Regions from separate parts of the Mus musculus genome. Here region 1 is linked to region 2. Evidence: chromatin contacts called from ENCODE Hi-C or POLR2A ChIA-PET data. All regions are on one chromosome and are shown on one strand. Each heading gives the region's core, a stretch centred on a gene start or an enhancer-like site at or near the end of the contact. The rest is flanking DNA. Distances are from core to core; before and after follow the strand shown. Region 1 overlaps Gm40673 (a long non-coding RNA gene). Region 2 holds the start of Ddit4 (DNA-damage-inducible transcript 4).

Region 1 (6,108 bases), core at 970-3,469, 35 kb before region 2:
TTGTGAGCCACCATGTGGTTGCTGGGATTTGAACTCAGAACCTTCAGAAGAGCAGTCAGCACTCTTAACCACTGACCTATCTTGCCAGCCTTGTTTTTGTTTTGTTTTGTTTGAGACAGGGTTTCTCTGTATAGCCCTGGCTGTCCTGGAACTCACTTTGTAGACCAGGCTGGCCTCAAACTCAGAAATCTGCCTGCCTCTGCCTCTTGAGTGCTGGGATTAAAGGCGTGTGCCATCACCGCCTGGCTCAGTCACCTGTTTGTTGCAACTCTGTCTTCATTCTGTTTACCCTGCAGAGTGGTTAGAAGAGGCCTTGGGATGGCATGGGGATAGGAATTCCTCAGGTCATATGGTAAGGCTTTCTAGGTGTGGCCTTATGGGAGGAGCACACACACCTCTGTAAGGAACTCTCAACGAGTCTAGATAAAGAAGCCAAATAAACTCACGGGGTCTTCCAAAGTGAACTTTAGTGGATTTGTGTCTTGGTTTGTCTTGGGATCTGAGGAGTAAATGTTGTTGCCTGTCTCTTTCTGGGAAGGTTTTTAAGCAACAAAGAGCAAGCCTGGTTGCTCCAAGAGGACAGTGGAGATGTTGTCCCAACCTGTTGTGCGCAGGAAACCCCACTTAAGGACTGTCCCCTGGTGAGTGTCCTCTGGCTCAGGAGCTGCTTCTGAGCATAGTAACTATGGTGCCACAGTAGCTACCCAGTGTGGATGAGAACACACAGCTAACAATGAAGTGGCAGGCTGACACCCAACAGCCATTTTCACCTGTGGGCTATCACCCGAGCTCCTGGGTGGCTGAACGTGGCCTAGGACAAGGGTGGGTCCAGCTGGCTCACACCAGGGCTGTGGACACAGGCTGGGCTGTAGGACATATACAACATAGCAGGTGTCTCCAGCTTGCACATTAACCCACTGTCTGTCTCACATAGCTCCCACAAGACCTGGAACAACTGGCTTAGACCAACTGGGCCAGGAAAGAAAGGCTGCCAAGGCTTGGGGTCATCTGTCTGGGCTTCTGTCCCCTTGGGTGCAATGCTTGCTGCTGGTCCAGAGGCAAGGATGTGCAAACCTTTGGCCTGCTGCCGTTTAGTTAACGTTGAGGGTTGGTTGGTAGAGTGCTTGGCCCTGGGTTTGGTCCCTAGCACTGAATGAACTGGGCGTGGTGAGGTATGCCCTTATCCTAACACTTGGGAGGTGGATGTAGAGGAATCAGAAGTTCAAGGGCATCCTTGGCTACACAGTGAGCTCAAAAGCCAGCTAGGGCGACTTGACACTCTGTTTCAAAACAGACAGGGATCAAAGTTAGCGCACAGAGCAGCAAGCTTCATTGTTCATTCTTATTGCGTGACCTACTGCAAGCACCTTCTCACCTCACCCTGGTCTCTCTCCAGCCCATCTCAGAACCTGTTTAGCCCATCTGGGAAGTCATGGGTGACTCTCTGTTCTGAAGTCACCTAGTTGAGTTGTCGGTGATTTCATGTGACCCTATCCCTCTGTGCCTAAATGAGACAGTACATAGGGAGAGATTAGAGTCCTCTGACACACGGTGTCTTGTCATCTGTATGTTCTGGCTACTACCCCCGTGGCTGAGATAACTAACAAACCCTCTTCCTGCAACTCTGATGGAACCTTAAGGTTAGTTGTCTTGAAGAAAACAAGGCAAGAATAAGACTGGACCTTGACCCTAGAAATTCTGGGGTAGTAGCCTAATGGGGTTCATGGTACTACTGACTTCTCTGGCTCCCTCTAACCCAACTAAATCCACTTCTAGACAGTCTTTCCCAACACATGCTCCTGGCAGCTGTCACCAGCAGAGGCACTGGGCAAAATGTCAACAGTGCTGCAAAATACGTTGGGACTTTATCTGACCCCTGGCTTCCATCCCAACCAGAAACACACTGGCTGAAACTTGCTGGCGAGCTGGAGCAAGCCCGGGGCTGGGGGCGGAAAGCAGTCTGGGTCACTGGCTGCTGCAGAAATTTCTCCCCTTTTACTAGTTAATGCCCTTGTTGCCTGTTAGGACCTAGTTTTTAAAACCCAAGGCTTCAAGCCTTGCAGAGAACTGAGGGAAGCGCCACCCTCACCCCAACCCCCACTCTTGCCCCCGCCCCTGCCCCTGCCGCCCCTTTACTCAGGTTAGTGCACCCCGCGCATTCCTCCTGCCCTTTTCGTGAGACTTCCCAGAAAGGGTCCATGACTATAGCAGCAGACAGCCACACCAGGGTGGGATAGGACCAGCTTCGAAGGGGGCGGTCCTCAGTCAAGAGCAATGCCCCTCCCCTACCCCGCTTCTGCCTGTAGCTGCAGGGAGGTAGGTCTCAGACAAGTCTAGGAGGTCCTAAGGCCAGTCTTAACAAGTCTTCCTGCCCAGTACGCCTAGAAAAAGAGAGAAAAAAAGACATTGTCACACGAGGGGCCCCAGGAGCACCCCACCCCAAGACAGGAAAAAATAAAAGAAGCCTTGTCCTGGGTTTTAGCTCAGAAAAAAACGACGTGGGAACTGAGTTGTGTGGGACAGCACTGCCTTGATTGCGCGCGTGCGTGAGTGCGTGTGTGGTGGTGGTGGTGGTGGGGTTGATCACCCGGCACCGCAATAATAATCGATAATAGTAAACAGATAAATGAGCTAAACAAGGAAAAGCTTAAGGATGGAGGGAAGCAGAGGAAGAAAAACAATAATTAGATTTGGAGTAGATTAGACAGTCATTAGGGGGCAGTCTCTGCCTCAGCCTCCTCAGTGCTATGCAATTACCCTGGCTATGAAAGATTCGAATATTATAACTAGCTAATTTAAAATTAAAATAGATAGATAGATAGATAGATAGATAGATAGACAGACAGACAGATAGCCAGGCAGTGCCAGTGCTATTGCATGTCTTTAATCCCAGCACTGGGGGGAGGGGGGTTGGGGGGAGCCAGAGGCAGGGGCATCTCTGAGTTTGAGGCCAGCCTGGTCTACAGAGTGAGTTCCAGGAGAACCAGGGCTACACAGAGAAACCCTGTGTCGAAAAAGGAAAAAAATAAAAAATAAAAATAAATAAATAATAAATAAAGCAGCCTGATTTGTAGGACACCTCGTGGAGGTACACACTTCTGCTCCCAGCACTTGGGAGGCTGTGACAAGGGTGATGAGTTCAAGGCCAGCCTGGCCTACATAGTAAGATCCCATCTCTAAGGCCAGCCTGGGCTTCATAGTAAAATGCTGCCTCAAAAAACAAAGCAAGGGGCTGGTGAGATGGCTCAGCAGTTAAGAGCACCAGTTGCTTTTCTGAAGGTCCTGAGTTCAAATCCCAGCAACCATATGGTGGCTAGCAACCATCCATAACAAGATCTGACACCCTCTTCTGGAGTGTCTGAAGACAGGTACAGTGTACTTACATTAATAATAAATTAAAAACAAAACAAAACAAACAAACAAAAAAACAAAGCAAGGCCGGGCGTGGTGGCACACGCCTTTAATCCCAGCATTCGGGAGGCAGAGGCAGGCAGATTTCTGAGTTCGAGGCCAGCCTGGTCTACAATATGAGTTCCAGGACAGCCAGGGCTACACAGAGAAACCCTGTCTCAAAAAACCAAAAACAAAAAACAAAAAAACAAAACAAGGACTGAGGCCATAGCTAGCTTTTGAGCATTTGCTTGGAACTGGCAAGGCTCTGAGTTCCATCCCTGGCACAGAAGGGAGGCAGAGAGCAAGCAGGTCATGACACATTACTGTGAGAAAAATCCCTGAAAGCCACAAACTGCATTTCAGCCTTTGCCGTCAGGGAAGCCACAGTTCAGACTGAGGTCATTATGAGTCAAATGGACATTCACATGTAAGTATGTGTGCAAGAGGGACTCAGGGGACATACCATGTGAAGAGATAGACAGACTTTTCGGTGACGCTTCTATGATGCCAAGTCATGAGACAGGTTGCCAGCAAACTCTCAGATCAAGGCTAAAGACAGAGACTCTCTCACAACCTTGGACGGAGCCAGTCCTTGTTAGCATGTTGCTGGGTCTTGTTTTTCCTTTGTTTCATTCAGAGACTTAAGTAGCCCAGGCTAACTACAAACCTCTAGTGTACCCAAAGATAACCCAGAACTTCCTCCTCCATCTACTTCTCAAAGACTGGGATCACAGGTGTGCACCGCTAGGCAGGCTATGCAGTGTTGGAGCTTGAGCAGGGATTTCACGTGTTTTAAGCAAGCACTCTAACAGCCAAGACACGTGCCCAGCCTATGTCTGTTGTTTGAGGCACCAGATTCAACATAATTCCCAACAACTCTGACAAAAGAAATCCCAAGGAAGCCAGGCAGTGGTGGTGCACACTAGTAATCCCAGCACTTGGGAGGCAGAGGCAGGGGGATCTTTGTGAATTCAAGGCCAGCCTGGCCTACAGAGTGAGTTCCAGGACAGCCAGGGCTACACAGAGAAACCCTGTCTTGAAAAAGCAAATAACATAAACATATACAAATACACATCATATACATAAATATCATATATGTATATGCATATATACACATATTCATACATCATACACATGTACACACACACACACACACATATATATTCACACACACATACACGCAAGCATACACATAAGCATACATATCATTGCTCATAACCAGGACAGCCAGGACTACATAGAGAAACCCTGTTTCAAAAAAAAAAAAAAAAAAGTAGAAAAATAATCCCAAGGAAAAAAACTACTAAATACACTACTTAGGCTGTGGAATCCGAGGACCTGAAGCTGTGGTGCCTGCAGGCTCCGTCGCCAGCTGAGCCACCTCACGGCCCTTCCTTTTCCTTTTAATTTTTAGAAGTTTAATAAGTTGCTCAGGCTGGCCTTGAACTTGGGATTCTCTAGCCACAGTCTCCTAAACTGTGATGGCAGGCCTGGGCCACTGAGTCCAGCGGAATCTTGACATGTGAGTCTCCCTGTTTGTACTCCTGCTGGGTTTCTGGAGAGTAAGGAGGGACAATCTGCCACAGTTCTGCTAGGCCAACAGGGCTCTCTGAGGGAATCCCTCCATGTAGAAAAAAGGAAGCATGGCCTCAGCAGGGGTCAGGTCGGGATCTGCCCACCACCACCAGCTTCCCATCATCCCATCCCGTGTGCAGGAATCAGTGTACGTCACTACAGTCTGGGGGAGCCGACATCCTGTTTGCTAGAAAAGCCTGAGTCAGTGCCAGTCTCCAGCTTTGCCTCTGCAGCAACAGCTGTCCAGCGTGCTCTGCCCCGGCTTTCCAGGCATTTCTCAGGCCTCTCTGCACATTCGGTTCCCCTCCCTCCTGCAAGAGTGGAGCCACGGTTTTAAAAAAAAAGCAAAACAAAACAAGAAAGTTGCTAGCCGGGTTAGGAGTGTGGTTCGTGGTACACATCTAGAAAGGAGCCCTGTGTTCGATCTTTGGCACCTCATAATCTGGGTGTGGTGGTACACACCCTGTCAGGACACTCAGGCAGTACAAGTGGGAGGATCAGACGTTCAAGGGCATCCTTGGTTCCTTAGTGAGTTCTAGCCTGTCTGGGATACAAGAGACGCTGGCTTTTTGTCGGTTTTTTTTTTTTTTTTCAGGTCAGAGTTTCTTTGTGCAGCCCTGGCTGTCTTTGGAACTTGCTCTCTGTAGACCAGGCTGGCTTCGAACTCACAGAGATCTACCTGCCTCTGTCTCCTGAGTGCTGGGATTTAAGGCGTGCAGTTTCTGAGACTCTAATTAATAAAAACAATAACAACAAAGCAAGCAGGCAACATAATTTCTACAACAGCAACAAAGTGGCTACTGCCAGGAAGGGGCCTGAGGGCTGAGACAGACAGAGGAGAAGTCAGGAGCAGGAGATGGTCCCCGTGGCAGGTAGGACAGCTTGAGTGAGGCCCCCAGATGTGGCAATGATGAGTGGGGTAGCCCCCAATTCAAAAATCAGGTCTCCAGCAGATAGAATGAAAGCATAGACTTGGGCTCACAGAGGCCAAGAGAAGGGGGACAGGAAGTGGCCAATGCTCAAACTGTGCCTCTGCTTTCCCCCCACAAGCCCCTGCGGCTGCGGACAGAATTCCCAAGCTTCTGGTTCATATCACAGTAGTCCACACAGTCTTTATACCCGTTCTTCCTAAGAAGGGTT
Region 2 (7,110 bases), core at 86-2,585:
GTCCTTCAGTCCTTGCCTGCGGGTCTCCACCACAGAAATTCCTTGTCTTCACTTTGGGGGGCAGTGAGAAACCCTCCCCGCACCCCACCCCAGGATGTAGTTCAACACTCTTCAATGAGCAGCTGCTCGGAGCTGTAGAGTTTCTTCTTGATGACTCTGAAGCCGGTACTTAGCGTCAGGGACTGGCTGTAACCAGGGACCAAGGAAGAGTTGGCAGAACTTAACAGCCCCTGGATCTTGGGCCAGAGGCGAGAGTCCAGACGCAGCACCAGGGTCAACTGAAAGGTGGGCACCAGGCTGGGGTCGAGGGCCAGCTGAGCCACGCTATGGCAGCTCTTGCCTTGCTCCACACACACGTCCAGCAGTGCCCCCCGCAGGCCGCACGGCTCACTGTATGCCAGGCGCAGGAGTTCCTTGCCCACCTGGCTCACCAGCTGGCTCGGCATGAGCAAACGCGCAGGGCGCCGCGAGCCCAATCGCGCCTGGGACAGGCTCTCCTGCAGCAGCTGCATCAGGTTGGCACACAGGTGCTCATCCTCGGGGTCACTGAGCAGCTCAAAGTCGGGCAGGGACACCCCATCCAGGTATGAGGAGTCTGGATAGAGAGAACACAGGGAAAGGGTATTGTATTAGAGCGCCTTCCACAGGAGCTGTACGGGCGGGGGAGGTGCAGTTTGCCTAAGCAAACAGTGTCCCTTTCCACTCCGTGCCTCAGTTTCCGCCCCGCAGTCTTGTCTTCTAACCCTAGAGTAATCTGTTTTTTCGTGCTGGGGTGGGAAGCCAAGGTGGCTTTGAGCCGATTCAGCTCGCTTCGTACCCACCTCCCGGGACCCCTCCCACCCCCCATCCCCGAACCCAATTCGGCCCCGGCTGAGTGCTCACCTTCCTCCGGCCCGAAGCCACTGTTGCTGCTGTCCAGGGACTCGCAGTCCGAGCTCTCCAGGCTCGCGCAGCGGTCAAGGCCCTCTTCTCTGGCTGCAGACCCCCAGGCGGAGCGCGGCGGCCGATCAGCGGCCGGAGTTCGAGACGAGGACGAAGAGGAAGAGGAGGACGAGAAACGATCCCAGAGGCTAGGCATGGCGGGGTCAGACGCCAGGACGCTGGCTGCTAAGGTCCGAATGAAGGCGCACAGAAGCCGCTGAAAGACAAGAGGGACAAGGATTTGGCGTCAGTGTCGGCGTTGCACAGGATTGAGGGCTCTGAGGCCCCAAGAGCCGAGGTCACTCCCCGACAAGATGTGCACACCCGGGAGGGACACTCACCAGCTAGCGCGGTCAGCGAAGATTGCGGACAAGAGCGCTCTGCCTCTCGAAGGGTGAGCGAACTGGTGCCAACCCCCGATCGCTGCCCGGACCTGTCCCTTCGAACCCTCTCGCACCTCCCCCCTGCCTGCTGCGATCCCTAGCACCAGCGAGCAGCAGCCTATAAGGGCTCTCCCGGCGAGGCCACGCCCCCTCCAGGTCGCAGCCCAATCGAGACCCGGGAGTGTGGCCCACCTCAGCCAATAGGCACCGGGCGCACGTTCGCAACGTTCTCTCCTGCCTGGTGACAGCGGCCTGGCCCCGCCCCCACGGAGCCCCAGAACGCTCCCGGCCGAACCCCTCTCCCCTCGCCTTAGCTTCGGCCACACCCCCTTTCTGGAAGGGATCCGAGGCGGCTTTCAGCAGCTGCCAAGGTCCCTGAGGGCGCTCGCGGTAGGGGAGGATCAAGGAAAGACTTGTTTATTATAGGGGCGCGTTGCTGGGGGAGGGGACGGCCCGTGACTGCACTGAAAAGAAGAGTTGGGGGACCTGGTGCGGCTTGAGCAGGGGAGAAAGGTACCCCTAGCTTCTGGGAGCCCAAGGGCCAAGGACACTACCGGGCGCACAACTGGATGCCCCATGGGACCGTGGCGCGGCGGCAGACGTTACTCCGTTGTCCCATGAGCATCAGTCCCACGCTGTCTTTGCTTCTGACACGCGATGCACTTTTGGTAATAGGTCCAAAGACAAGGCATCTCAGGGCCATCGGCTCCCACGTCCCCTCATCAGTGTTCCTGTTACTCTGCAGCCCCGGGGGAGCAGGGTGTAGGTTCAGGAGGACATCAAGTGCTTGCCAATTCGAGATTGTCCTCTAGCAGAGGGTTTGGGTAGGAGTTAGAGTTCACGGACTCCGATTCTTAGCGCCTGGTCCACGGCCAGGGAACAAGGGCTCACATCAAACCGACACAGTGACCCACCCGCAGGCCTTAGGGGGACAGAACACTGCAGGGCCAAGTGCCTCCCAAACCCACTGCGGCAGAGCCCCTGGCGTCCGCCGGGTCCTAGAACCCCTCCCATGCTTTGTGTTAAGGGGGGGAAAAGCGGCGGATCGGGGGTGGGGGGTGGGGTGGCAGGAGAATTCAATTCAATGGAACCCAGGACCGAGGTCTTTGGAAAAGTCCAAATGCAAGAGCCATATGGGGTTTCATCATTCAGGCGAGGCAACAGGAAATATAGCCTGGCAGCGATGCTCTAGGGCTGATAGCGATTTGTTTAGGGTAGGAGGAGATTCAGTCGGACTAGACCTGTTTTTTTGTTTTTTTTTTTGTTTTTTTTTTTTATAAAAAGGTTTGTTAATGTAGGACACTGGGACCCTGATGGAAGAAAAGACCAAACTTACATCAGACACTCTGGCCCGGCGGGCAGGAACCAAACCAGATCAGACAGGCAAGCATCACATCGCTACAGGGCAGGTTTGCTTTGACACATGACACTTGCCAGGGAAGTCAGGCCACTGTCCTTTCCAGCCCCACCCCCACTGCCCAATTTCATCTTTTGGACGGAGTTTCACGGCTGGCTGGCCTGGAACTCCCAGAGATTCTCCTGCCTTTGCCTTCCTAGTTCCAGGATGACAGTGAGTCACGAAGCATAGCTCCTACCACCGATATTTTTAAAATTAAAATTAAAAGCCTGACTTTTAGAACAGCCAGGTCTTAGAACTGCAAAAGGATGGGAATCCAAGCTCTCCCACACGTACTCTCATTTTACAGGTGGGAGACACATGGTCAGGGCAGTGGTGGCACACGCCTTTAATCCTAGCACCTGTGAAGCAGAGGCAGGCAGATTTCTGAGTTCGAGGCCAGCCTGGTCTACAGAGTGAGTTCCAGGACAGCCAGGGCTACACAGAGAAACCCTGTCTCAATAAACCAAAAAAAAAAAAAAAAAAAAAAATCACATTTATGGACACACCCCCCTCCCCCGCAGGGGCGTGCGGTGGGGGTAGGTGGGGGTAGGCTCAGACTAGGAGACACAGTTAAAGACAGCTGCAAAATAGAGGACTGCTTGCCCCTGGAGTTCCCAGGCCTAAGAGCATTCTTTCCTGACATTTAGACTTGCCACTTGCTAGGAGACATCGGATAGGGTGGTAAGATGAAATGCTTCCGCGAGAGCAGGTGACATCATCCTGCAATGCCTTTCACAGAGGTGGAGAGGGCTGGGGCCCTGCGTGAGTGAATCTTCCTGCTGCTGCAGGGGAGAAAGGAGAAAAAGAAAATCAGCTGACCAGCAGGGCACCCATTCCTTCAACCAGGCTGAGCCTGTTTACATAGACTAAGGACATGGGTCTGAGTTTTTTGTTTTTGTTTTTCCAGACAGGGTTTCTCTGTGTAGCCCTGGCTGTCCTGGAACTCACTCTGTAGACCAGGCTGGCCTTGAACTCAGAAATCTGCCTGCCTCTGCCTCCCGAGTGCTGGGATTAAAGGCGTGTGCCACCACGCCTGGCTGTTTTTTGTTTTTTGTTTGTTTTTCAAGACAGGGTTTCTCTGTATAGCCCTGGCTGTCCTGGAACTCACTCTTTAGACCAGGCTGGCCTTGATCTCAGTAATCTGCCTGCCTCCCAAGTGCTGGGATTAAAGGTGTGCACCACCATGCCTGCCTGGTTCTGAGTTTTTGTTTTTGTTTTTTTCACACTAGGGATGAACCCAGCGTTTCAAGCGTGCTAGGTACAGCTCTGCTTCTAAGCAGCTACATCCCAGCCTTCCTTTCCCTCCTCCCTCTCCTCTTCCACTATCTTTTTTGAAAGATAAAGAGAAGAAAAAAAAGTACATAAGAGAACTATAACCTACTGGCTCAAGAAAAAAATGATCTTTCTTTAAAGTGAACAGTAATAAACAAAAGAACCCGTGACCAGTTTGGACCAGTTTGGAAAGGAAAAGGAGTTTATTCCAACAGACACCATCATGGGCTATGTAAACCGCCACACACACCCCTTTCATTTAGTGTCTTGGTTTTTTTTTGGGGGGGGGGTTCGAGACAGGGTTTCTCTATGTAGCCCTGGCTGTCCTGGAACTCACTCTATAGACCAGGCTGGCTTCAAACTCAGAAATCTGCTTGCTTCTGCCTCCCAAGTGCTGGGATTAAAGGCATGCGCCACCACTGCCCGGCTCGATCGCTTGAGTTTTGCAGAGGGCTGGGATCACAGGCATGCATGGTGGATCCTGGTTTGTGTTCTACTAGGGATCAGATTGAACCCAGCGTTTTCTGCATACTAGGCAAGCACTTTAACTGAACGGCATGCCTCAGCCTCGGTCAGTGAATGTTTCTGTGTCTCTGAGTTCGAGGCCAGCCTAGTCTACAGAGCAATTTCAGGGCAGCCAAGGCTACACAAACCCTATCTTGAAATTTTAATTAATTAATTAATCAATTAATTTTTTAATTTATTAAACAGCAAAAAACCCTGTCTCAAAAAAACACAAAATAAATGAATACAACAAACAAACAAACAAACCCCTACAAATAAAAACCCATTTTTCCCTTAAATGGGGAAGGGTTGTGTTCACAAGCACTGGATAATTTTGTAGAGTTTTTTCTTCCCCCCAGAGGAATCTATCCAGGAACTATGATATTGGTGGAGACAGTACCAGCCCAACCAATACACATTAAGCTCTGGGTTCCCCACAAGGAAAAACCCCACAGAAATCAGGTATGTGGCACACACGTACTCTGAGTCCTGGGAGGAAGAAGCAGGGAAATCAGACATTCAGGTTCATACTAAGATCACACAGAGAATGCAAGACCTCGTCTTTAAAAAAGAAAAAAAAAAAGCATCTAGGCTGGTGGGTTGACTCAGCTGTGAGGAGTGTTTAACCGGCTTACAGGGGACCCAGGTTCTGTCCCCAGCACCCACTCCAGCTCCGGGGCCATCTGATGATGAACACCCGAGTTTTAGCATAGTAAAAATACATCTACAGTTTTCCAATTGTCCTTTGACATGTCTTATATTTCTTTGTGGGCTGTGGGTGTGGGTCGTGTGTGGAGGTCAGAGGACATGTGGGAGTACCCTTCCTCCTCCACGATGTGTGTTCCTGGGAGCATTCCTGGGAGCACTCTTCCTCCATGATGTGTGTTCCAGAGATAGAACTTGCATGCACAGGCTTGGCAGCAAGCATTTGGCCCACTGAGCCATCTCAGCAGCCCCAGAAACCACCCTTGGTTTGGTTCTCTCTCTCTCTCTGTCTCTCTCTCTCTCTCCCATCTCTCTCTTTAAGTGATGAAAAAGGCCCTGGATACCAAGCCCTGGTAATGTTTTTCAGACTAGAAGAGGGGAGGACAGACATTGTCCTATAAGGAGGCCTGGAGTGAAGGGCTTGCCATACTGTGTGATACCTGTTTGATATGACAGGGGACAAGACCTACTCATTACCTACTTAAAAAAAAAAAAATAAATAAATAAATAAATAAATAAATAAATAAATAAATAATGGCCGCACAGTGGTGGCGCACGCCTTTAATCCCAGCACTTGGGAGGCAGAAGCAGGTGGATCTCTGAGTTTGAGGCCAGCCTGGTCTACAGAGTGGGTTCCAGGACATCCAGGGCTACACAGAGAAACCCGGTTTTGAAACAAACAAACAAAACAAAGCAAAAAAAAAAAAACAAAAAAAAAAAAAAACGCAAAAAACCCAGCTCTATGTGCTGGCCTCTGACTCAGGATCCCTCAGAGGCCATAGCTTTACGTTTGGTATTCAACTCTCCCTCCCCAGTGCCCTTGGCTAAGGCTGGCTGCATGGGGGCTAGCCTGGACATGCTTTCCCTGAACCCCCAGACCAATCCTTAGGCCCCTTCCTCCCTTTCTTCTTCTCACCTAAAAGCTTGATGACAATGTTCCATCCATCTTAATATCCTTTAGCCAGACCTGTGCTAGCCCTACAGGAGAGTCCCAGGAAAGAATGAATGTTGGATGGATCAGTGGACAGCTGCATGAAACAGAAAGACAGCATTCCCACATCTACACAGACGTATAGCTGGAATCTCAGGATCTGGCCCAGTGGGCATACAGAGTGGTTCTTCTCTGACTTCCACGCTACCTCTCTAGTCCTTTTCCAGCCAGGCACAGAGCAAAACATTCCCCTCCTTCAGCTGGGGAGGCTGGGAGCACCACTCAAGGACAGCTCAGTTCTTCCAGTTGGAGCACAGCATCCCTAGGCAACGGGGGCAACCAATCAACCTCAGCACCAGGAGCCGATCGAGGGAATCTTGAAAAGCAGTATTTTTTTTCCTTGAAGTATCTCAAAATACTGACAGTATTTTCTTTCTTTATGTTGGAACTGGAATGGATCCCACAGCCTCACATATGTGGGCAGGCACTCTTACCACCAACATCCACCACCCAAGGAAAACTTAAAATTGAGGAGGTGAGGTTCTTATCTATTTCATTTCAAGGCGAACAAAAAGTACGTTCAAACTGTTGTAACCATCTCAATGGCCCCAAAGGAGACAAAGGACCATCCATGGCTCCGCTCCCTTCAAAACACCCTTAAGTTTATGATCCTCTCAGGTATGGGCGAGCAGGGTGGCCTCATTGTTCAGCTCTAGAAGGGCCATTCCCATCAAAGTCCTTCTGTTTGCGTGTGTCACGGAGGACTCCTGCTCCAGGGGACAATTCTCACATGCGCAGTGTGCAGCATGCATCCTATAAAGGCAAGACCCCAGTGGCGAGGTGGCTGACTTCCAATTGTTTATAGAATAATGCCACATCCAGGGTGAGTTGCACCTCGAGAGTTGGAAATCCGGCCCTACACCCCAGTCTGTGACCAGAGCCCTGACCCTGCAGAAGAGATGCCTCGCCCTTGATTGTGCTCCGTTCCCGTGGGA

Evidence for each region. A loop is a pair of places that touch in the nucleus more often than their neighbours do. ChIA-PET counts read pairs that join two places held with the same protein, here RNA polymerase II (POLR2A).
Region 1: a map of heart shows a loop between it and region 2 (2.9-fold over the local background). The contact joins the enhancer-like site here to the promoter of Ddit4 in region 2. A Hi-C loop is called at or near these places in 11 of 37 maps with a recorded cell type or tissue (Patski, T-helper 2 cell, adrenal gland and 3 more). POLR2A ChIA-PET finds 5 or more read pairs at or near these places in 4 of 5 experiments (Patski and embryonic stem cell).

What each region holds. Positions count from the first base shown.
Region 1 is chr10:59,914,513-59,920,620 of GRCm38, forward strand. Gm40673 (a long non-coding RNA gene) reads left to right here. Exons shown (of 3, transcript XR_871747.2): 2 at 539-641. Among named protein-coding and RNA genes, the nearest start is that of Gm40673, 8.1 kb to the left of the region's middle. Within about 2 kb of position 2,220, at least 2 of the 3 ENCODE cell types and tissues checked have a DNase peak (open chromatin) inside an H3K27ac peak, as active enhancers do; they include gastrocnemius and heart, where a contact is called at or near this core.
Region 2 is chr10:59,950,435-59,957,544 of GRCm38, forward strand. It overlaps Ddit4 (DNA-damage-inducible transcript 4), which reads right to left and starts at 1,336. Exons shown (of 3, transcript NM_029083.2): 1 at 1,263-1,336; 2 at 883-1,138; 3 at 1-595. The coding sequence starts at 1,078. The coding sequence ends at 102.